2 separate regions of the Homo sapiens genome follow, and region 2 is linked to region 1. A link is an interaction called in ENCODE POLR2A ChIA-PET data of the cell type or tissue named here. Cell type or tissue: Panc1. All regions are shown on one strand.

Region 1 (4,000 bases):
ACTGGGTCTAGAGGCAGGGAATTTATTTTTTTAAGTTGAATTTCGAATTGTTGTTATGTAAACATGGCACACAATTCCAAAGGTACTAAAGGTTACACAATAAGAATAATAATTCTCCTGCTTGGTCGTTTAGCAGTGATTCCTTCTTTTTTTTTTGCTTTTTTCTTTCTTTTTTTTTTTTTTCACTTAAAGGCTAGTGTGATAGTTAGGTTTTTCTTCTTAAAGGCAATGTGGTTGCCTGTTTTCTTCATGTGTATATTTCTTATGGGGGAATCTATATATTTAAATATATATATTTTAAAATATAGATCCCTTTTTCATATAGAAACAGTAGCACATCAGATACTTTTGCACTTTCCTCTTTTTGCTTAATATTTCTTGATGATTGCTCTATACATAAAATAGAGAACTGCCTTATTTTCTTAAAATATTGCATAGAATTCCTTTAAATGGAAGTGCCAGATTAAATTAATCAATTCTATTGATACATTTCTGGGTTGTTTTTCATCCTTCGCTCCTGAAACAGTGCAGTCATGAACGTCCTTACGTGTGTATGCCATTTTGTATATGTGCAAGCACACCCATCTCTACAATGGATTCCCTTAAAAGGAATTGCTGGGTCCCAGGGATTTTACATGTGGAAAACTATTGCTATCTCCACAGAGGGTGGCCATTTCCCGAGTAGAGGATACGCACAGTTTTTAAAGCTCTCGATAGAAATGGCACTACTGCTTTCCAGAAAAGTGTTCGTTACCTGTTTACACTCTCATTCGCGCGCTGCTCCCTCCTCCCACGGACCTGCCTGGCTGACAAGTTAAAACACACACACACACACACACACACACACACACACACAAAACGGTATGGAGATGTCTGCAGGGTTTATTCTCAATAGTCATTATTTCAAAAGGATCTGTGAAAGATTAGCAAAGGTTTGCAAATATTTAACTTTTAGACCCTTTCTAATACAAAAATATTTAAAACCCAGGATCTGAATTTCCTAGCCCTCGTTTTTTCCACGCGTGACCTTGGCAAATGACTTCTCCTTTCCAAGCCTGTCATGTCTTACAATTGTCGTGGGGAGGAAGTGAGATATGACACTCAGTGAAGTGCTTGGCACACAGCAAGGACTCAAAAGTTGGTCGCTGGGAAGAAATGGTGGTGAAGGAAAAAGCGCCAGCCCTCCGAGTCGTCCCAGCGGTCAGAGGAAGGGAGCCAGCCTCCCAGGCTCCAAAAATTGGGCTGGGCGGTGCCGGCGGCTTTTGTTCTTTCCCTCGAATTCTCTCGCTGGTCTTTCCTTCCTTGAAGAGGAAAACGGAAACCTGCGACCAGCTCCCGGAGAGAAACACCCAGACCAAGACTGGCCCTTAACCGGGGATGGGGCCTAGGGGCTGGGTCCTCTCCCGAGTCACTGAATCCACTTCGGGGAAGCCCTAGCAGACTTTGGTCCGCACCCGGAGTGGAGGACCAGGTTCCTGCCGCGGGCGTCCCCAGCCTGCTCCGAGACCCGGAGTGCCAAGTGCTTCCATCCCTAGTCGTTTCTTACTCAATCCTAGTTCTTCCTGAAGCTAACGGCAGGCACTGGCCGCGGCGCCTCCCGGGCGGGCACCTCCCAGCGACCTGGGTGGGCGCGGCCGCGTGCGCCCGGGGGTCTGGGCTTCTCCGCCACTCGCGAACGCGACCTCGTGCGGTTTCCCGCAGCCCTGGCTCCCCGCCAGCCAGAGACCCCACCCGCTCCCAGGTCCCCGCGAGCTGCCGGGAGGGGACGTCGCGGCACGTGTCAGTACTGCGGTCGGGCTTGCACCTCCGCCCGGATGCGGATTGGCCCTGGCGGGCTCCGCACCGCCAGTGAGCCCGGCCTTCTCTTCTCCTAGCACAGAGCTGCTGCCCTGAAAAATCAGCTGTTAGAGACGCCATTTCGGTCCCCACCCTTGTCTCAGCCAAGGAAGAGCCAATCACAACGCTTGTGTGTCGCTGTGCAAGCCGCAGGTGGGGTGGGAGAGCAGATCCGTGGAGCGCAGCGAAGCCATTTTCTGGAGGATTCGCAGTCATGTCCACTGCTGCTGGATAACTTCCACTGATGGTGGGATAATCACCATGTTTAATTTCAGCCATTCCCTCCCCGCCAACTCCCTCTCACACCGTGGCCTTTCCTTTCCCCAAGCGATGTGGGGTCTAGTCTTGACCCTGAACCTAACCCACTCTGTGACCCAGCCTCAGGCCTCGGTCTTTTCAGCTACAAAAATGCAAGGAAGGAATAAAATTAGACAATGGCAAATATTGGTGAGGTTATGGGGAAATGCATTCTCTGGATTTGTCTTTAAACTGGAAATATTCATGACATGTGCCAGATAATCCTATGTCTTGGTCTCTACCCTAGAAAAATATTTGCACATGTACTCAGGAAGGCTGTCTCTTGCGGGACCATATCTAATAACAAACCACTGAAAAGAGCTCAAGGGCTGTCCATAGGGAATGAATGAATACAATGGGGTCTATCTACATAACGGGTCACTGCATCACAGAAGGAATAAGCCAGATCTATGCATGCAGAGAAATGGATAGAGCTCTAAAATATATTAAGTAAAAGTAGAAAGTTGCACAATAATGCATACAATATAATACAATTTTTGTAACATGTTAAGCAGAACTGTGGATTTTCTGTGATTACATTCAAACAGAACATAAAAGCATTTTTTAAAAAATAACTGAAAAATTATTTTCAATTCAGTTCTTTTCAGTTCAGTTCCAGTTCACTCCTAATTCATCTGAGTGGCTGTCTCTGGAGAGAGGGGCGGGGAGTTGGGATAGCAAGTGGAGATGAGAGGCAACTTCAGCTTTCTTTGTAATATTCTAATTTTATTTTTTAAAATGAGAGCCGGGTGCAGTGACTCACCCCTGTAATCCCAGCACTTTGGGAGGCCAAGGCAGGCAGATCACGAGGTCAGGCGTTCAAGACCAACCTGGCTAACATAGTGAAACCCCATCTCTACTAAAAATACAAAAATTAGCCGGGCGTGGTGGCGCCTGTAGTCCCAGTCACTCGGGAGGCTGAGGCAAGATAATCGCTTGAACCCAGGAGGCGGGGGTTGCAGTGAGCTGAGATCGCGCCACTGCCATCCAGCCTGGGTGACGCAGCGAGACTCTGTCTCAATAAATAAATAAATAAATAAATAAATAAAATAAAAATGGCAGTACATTAATATATTACTTAAGGAATTTTAAGCTGCATGTTCATGAAATACTGGAGACAAGTATGTCAAAATGTAAACAGTGGTTTAATTCCAGGTGATAGGAAATATGAATAATTGTTATTTTCTTCTTTGTACTTTTTGGGTTTTTAGTTTTTCAACATGCAGGGAAGGGATTCAAGAGTGACTGTGTGACCCATCAGGTCCCTCAGCTCAAAGAACCTGCAATGTTGTGATTCTAGATGGTCATCCTTAAAGTCCTAGCTCCCCGCCCAACCCCAAAGGGCTTACACATTTTGCAGGGCAGGGGAGCCTCAACACTGGCGCTCCACTGGGGAAAGTTCTTGGCTTCCACCAGGAAAGAATTCAAGGGTGAACTAGTGGTAGAAGAAAACAGCTTTATTGAGGCAGCAGTGTTACAGCTCCGTGACTGTTCCCACTGAGGAGAGAGTGGAGTCTAGCAGCTCAGGGGCAGTTCTGCAGTTTCATTTATATCCACTTTTAATTACATGCAAATTAAGGGGCAGGTTATTCAGAAATTTGTTTTTATTTGAGACACAGTCTCACTCTGTCGCCCAGGCTGGAGTACAGTGGTACAATCTCGGCTCACTGCAACCTCCACCTCCCGGGTTTAAGTGATTCTCCTGCCTCAACCTCCAGAGGTGCTGGGATTACAGGTGTGTGCCATCATGCCTGGCTAATTTGTGTATTTTTAGTAGAGATGGGGTTTCATCATGCTGGCCACGCTGGTCTCGAACTCCTGACCTCGTGATCCGCCTGCCTCAGCCTCCCAAAGTGCTGGGATTACA
Region 2 (4,000 bases), 82 kb before region 1:
GCACGAAAGGGGCTGAGCGCATGGGTGTCTAGGGACCGGCTGATCACGTTAGGTGTGAAATGTGTCTAGGGACCGGCTGATCACGTTAGGTGTGAAATGTGTTTAGGGACCGGCTGGTCACGTTGGGTGTGAAATGCATGGAGGTGGCTGAGCGCACGTGTCAAGGGACCAGCTGGTCACGTTGGGTATGAAATGCGTGGAGGTGGCTGAGCGCATGTGTGTCGAGGGACCGGCTGGTCACGTTGGATGTGAAGGGGGTGTGAATCTGCCTGGCTGAGGGAAATTGATCCAGATCTTGAAGGGCTTCTGTAAGGCCTGCAACTTCTGTTGTGGAGGCGCAAGCAATCCCAGAGGGATTTTATTTTATTTTATTTTTTCTTATCTTATTTTGCCTGGCCTCAGTTCATTCTTTTTATTATTTATTTATTTATTTATTTATTTTTGAGACAGAATCTCACTCTGTCGCCCAGGCTAGAGTGCAATGGCGCAATCTCGGCTCACTGCAAGCTCCGCCTCCCGGGTTCAAGCGATTTCTCCTGCCTCAGCCTCCCGAGTAGCTGGGATTACAGGTAGGTGCCAACATGCCGGACTAATTTTTTTGTATTTTTAGTAGAGATGGGGTTTCAGCACGTTGGCCAGGCTGGTCTCCAACTCCTGATCTCAGGTGATCCACCCGCCTCAGCCTCCCAAAGTGCTGGGATTACAGGCATGAGCCACTGCACCCGGCCCTCAGTCCATTCTTGGAACACACTCCATCACCTGGTTCCCAGAACTCAGACTGCACTAATGGTGACTTCATCACTGGCCAGGGCTCACAGTTATTGCAGCAGAGGCCTCTCTATACCTCCCTCCCCTCCAGCCTTGCCCACTGCCCCTCACCACTCCTGCCCCCACCCTGGGTCCCCTGACCCCACCTTACCTGCCATGTTTGTATAATTTTCTTAGGCTCACAGCAGGCATTGCCGCCTACAATGGGATCTGATCATGGAAGGAAAACACTCCCCTGGGGACCTAAGAACACCCTACCCTACTACACATGCTGCACCCCATCTGCTGCCAACCTCTCTGCCCTGCCCCTGTACCCAAAACCAGTGCTATGTCAGGCTAAGCAGTATCCCTAGAAATTTTAAGCAGAGATTGGCACGATATTGCTGGCAAGGTTTCCACCCCCACTCCCATTGCAACCCCATCCAATTTCTCCAAAACTACTGAGAACTTGGTGCTCACCAAATCATCTCATGTTCTGCAGGCTGGCAACCCTTTACCAGGCATTTGATAGACTTGATGATAACAATGCTGGGAGCCAGGAAGAGAACATTAAGAGCAGGAATTCAGCCCTGCCTTGGCCTCTAGGCATCCCCGAACTGGCCCAGTTTCCAAGAATCATTTTTGATGAGAGATTCTGGGAAGCAGGACATTGTTGAGGCCAAGTAAACTCCCAAAGGCCTGGAAGGAGCCAGAAAGCAGAAAGGGTAATGCTTCCCCCTCCCAGGTAGGAGTGAGCAGGATGACCAGCTCTTTTCCTTGCAGGAAGCCCCCTCAGCCTGGCCTCCTTCTGGGCTCCGTAGTCCCTTCTCCACCTAGCTAGGGCTCTGGCAGCTGCCTTGGCAGATGCCCCCCATCTCTACACTTAGGCTTGGCAGACAGGGAATGTGAGAGCAGCCTCAGAAAACCCAGTTCCCATCCCTTCCCTCCAGCCAGGCATCAAGGTATGGTGGCAGAACAGGGAAATCTGAGTTTAATCCTGGTTTTGCCAGCCATTAACTGTAAGACCTTGGGTAAGTCACCTGGCCTTTGCGTACCTTGGTTTCCGAACCTGCAAACTGAGGGTGGAGCTACTGACCTCTCAGAATCATTGTGCAAACTGAATGAGCTCAGATGTGCCGAGCACTTGGCACAAACATGTTCCTTCCCAGGGCTGGACACTGGCATTTGGCATTCTTTGGGTGGAGTGGGGCCAGGGTGGTTATTGTCTGGACCACACAGATTCAACCCATATTTTGGCAGAAAAGACAGCATTTGCAAAGATATGCAGGGGTGACAGGGCATGGCAGGGTTGGAGAACGTTATGTTCCCAAGCAGTTTGCTGTCCCTGGAGCAAGGGGTGACCAAGAATGAGGAGGTGGGAGATAAGTCAAAAAAGATCAGCTAGGGTCAGGATGTGAAGGGCCTTGAGCCAGACTAAAAAGCTTAGGCTCCAAATGTACCCCTTAAACTTAAAAGTTGGAAAGAAAAAACTATTCCATATATATATATATATATATATATATATATATATATATATATATATGTATATATATATAAAATAAAATAAAAGGCTTAGCTCCATCTCAGGCTTACTGTCATGGGGTGCAGCAGTGAGGATTGTGAAATGTGATCCAGGCAGACCTGGCTGCACATTTCAGTTCTGCCACTAGGTTGGGTGGCCTTGGGCAAGTCACTTAGTCTTAGCTTGAGTTCTCCCATCAGCAGATCCTGAGACTCAGGTGCTGGAACTAAATTGTGGAGGTAATTTCAGGAAGCAGAAGAAGGGCATGGAGAAAGTAAGACCGGGAAGAGAAAAGGTAATAAAGGGTGCGTGAATGTGCGGGTTGCTGCCAGGAGCACCTGGGCGCAGTTCTGCTGGAGACCTTCTGAGAGACAGTGTGAAATCATCCTATTTGATGGGGAGATCGCTTGAGCCCAGGAGTTTGAGGCTGCAGTGAGCAATATTTGTGCCACTGCACTCCAGCCTGGGCGACAGAGCCAGACCCTGTTTCTTAATTTAAAGGGAAAGGAAGGGTGGGGAAGGGAGGGGAGGGAAGGGGAGGGGAGGGAAGCGGAGGGGAGGGGAAGGAAGGGGAAGAAGAAGGGGAAGTGGAAAAAAAAGAGAGAGAGAAAGAAAGAAGAAAGAAAGAGAAAGAAAGGAAGGAGAGGAAAGAAAGAAAGAAAAAGAAAAGACTCTCCTATGTGAAGATGAGGAGGTTGGGCATTTAGGCACCAACTCTCTTGATGGTTGAAGGTTGCCCTTGGGATACATAACACGCCTGTTCCTCCTGGTTCATAGATACTTAAGAAAGCTCTCAGGCAAGGAAGCCAAGAGAAGCAGGCTCTTGTGTGGTGGAGCCCTGAGCATGCTGAAAACTACCACACTGGCAAGGGAACTCAGAGAAGGGATGAGGGGCTATGAGGCAGGTGTCAACACTGTCCGCTGTTACCTCTTTGAGCCTCTGTTTTCTCATCTGAAAAATGGAAAAGACATGACATACTTCACAGGAAGATTAAATGTAAAGTATTTGAAAGTTACCTAATGACATGGCTGACACATAGGAGATAATCAATAAATGGTAGGTATGCTTGGGCTCAGCTCAGATGCCAGCTCCTCAGAGAATCCTTCCCTCCCACCCTATTGAGAGTAGCTCACTCCCTTCATTCTCCACCAAAGCAGTATCCTACTTCCTGTGAAGCATTTAACATAGTATATAATTATCTTGGTTATGTGTTTGTTTGGAGTTTTGTTTTTGTTTTTGCTTTAGAGACAAGGTCTCACTCTGTCACCCAGGCTGCAATGCGGTGTCGCAATCGTAGCTCACTGCAGCTTCAAACTCCTAGGCTCAAATTGTCCTCCCACTTCAGCCTTGTAGTAATTAGGACTACAGGCATGCACTACCACGCCCAGCTATTTTCTTTTTTAATTTTTTATAAGGCAGGGTCTCACTATGTTGCCCAGGCCAGTCTCAAACTCCAGGCCTCAAGTGATCCACCTGCCTCAGCTTCTCAAAGTGCTGGGATTACAGGCGTGAGCCACCACGCTCCACCTGTTTGTTTGTTTAACTCTGTCTCTCCTCACTAGAATGAAAGCACCGTGTGAGCAGGGAATTGGTCCCTCTTATTCACTGCTTTATATGCAGTGCCAAGCATAATGCCTGGGACATACTAAGTGCTCAATACTTTTTTTTTTTTTTTTGAGACAGGGTCTCACTCTGTCGCCCAGGCTGGAGTGCAGTGACGCGACCTTGGC

The links. Peaks named below come from ENCODE experiments on the same cell type or tissue, not always from the same donor. Only the 100,000 strongest peaks of a DNase experiment are listed, where the experiment ranks them.
Region 2: POLR2A ChIA-PET joins it to region 1 with 6 read pairs; 13 of 35 experiments call an interaction of 5 or more read pairs at or near these places.

What each region holds. Positions count from the first base shown.
Region 1 is chr1:25,920,572-25,924,571 of GRCh38, reverse strand. No RefSeq gene overlaps it. Among named protein-coding and RNA genes, the nearest start is that of MIR3917, 16 kb to the right of the region's middle. In Panc1, no CTCF peak of the experiment used is centred here; no DNase peak of the experiment used is centred here; H3K4me3 peaks cover 1,580 bases; H3K27ac peaks cover 2,264 bases.
Region 2 is chr1:26,003,024-26,007,023 of GRCh38, reverse strand. It overlaps LOC124900433. Among named protein-coding and RNA genes, the nearest start is that of PAFAH2, 7.0 kb to the right of the region's middle. In Panc1, no CTCF peak of the experiment used is centred here; no DNase peak of the experiment used is centred here.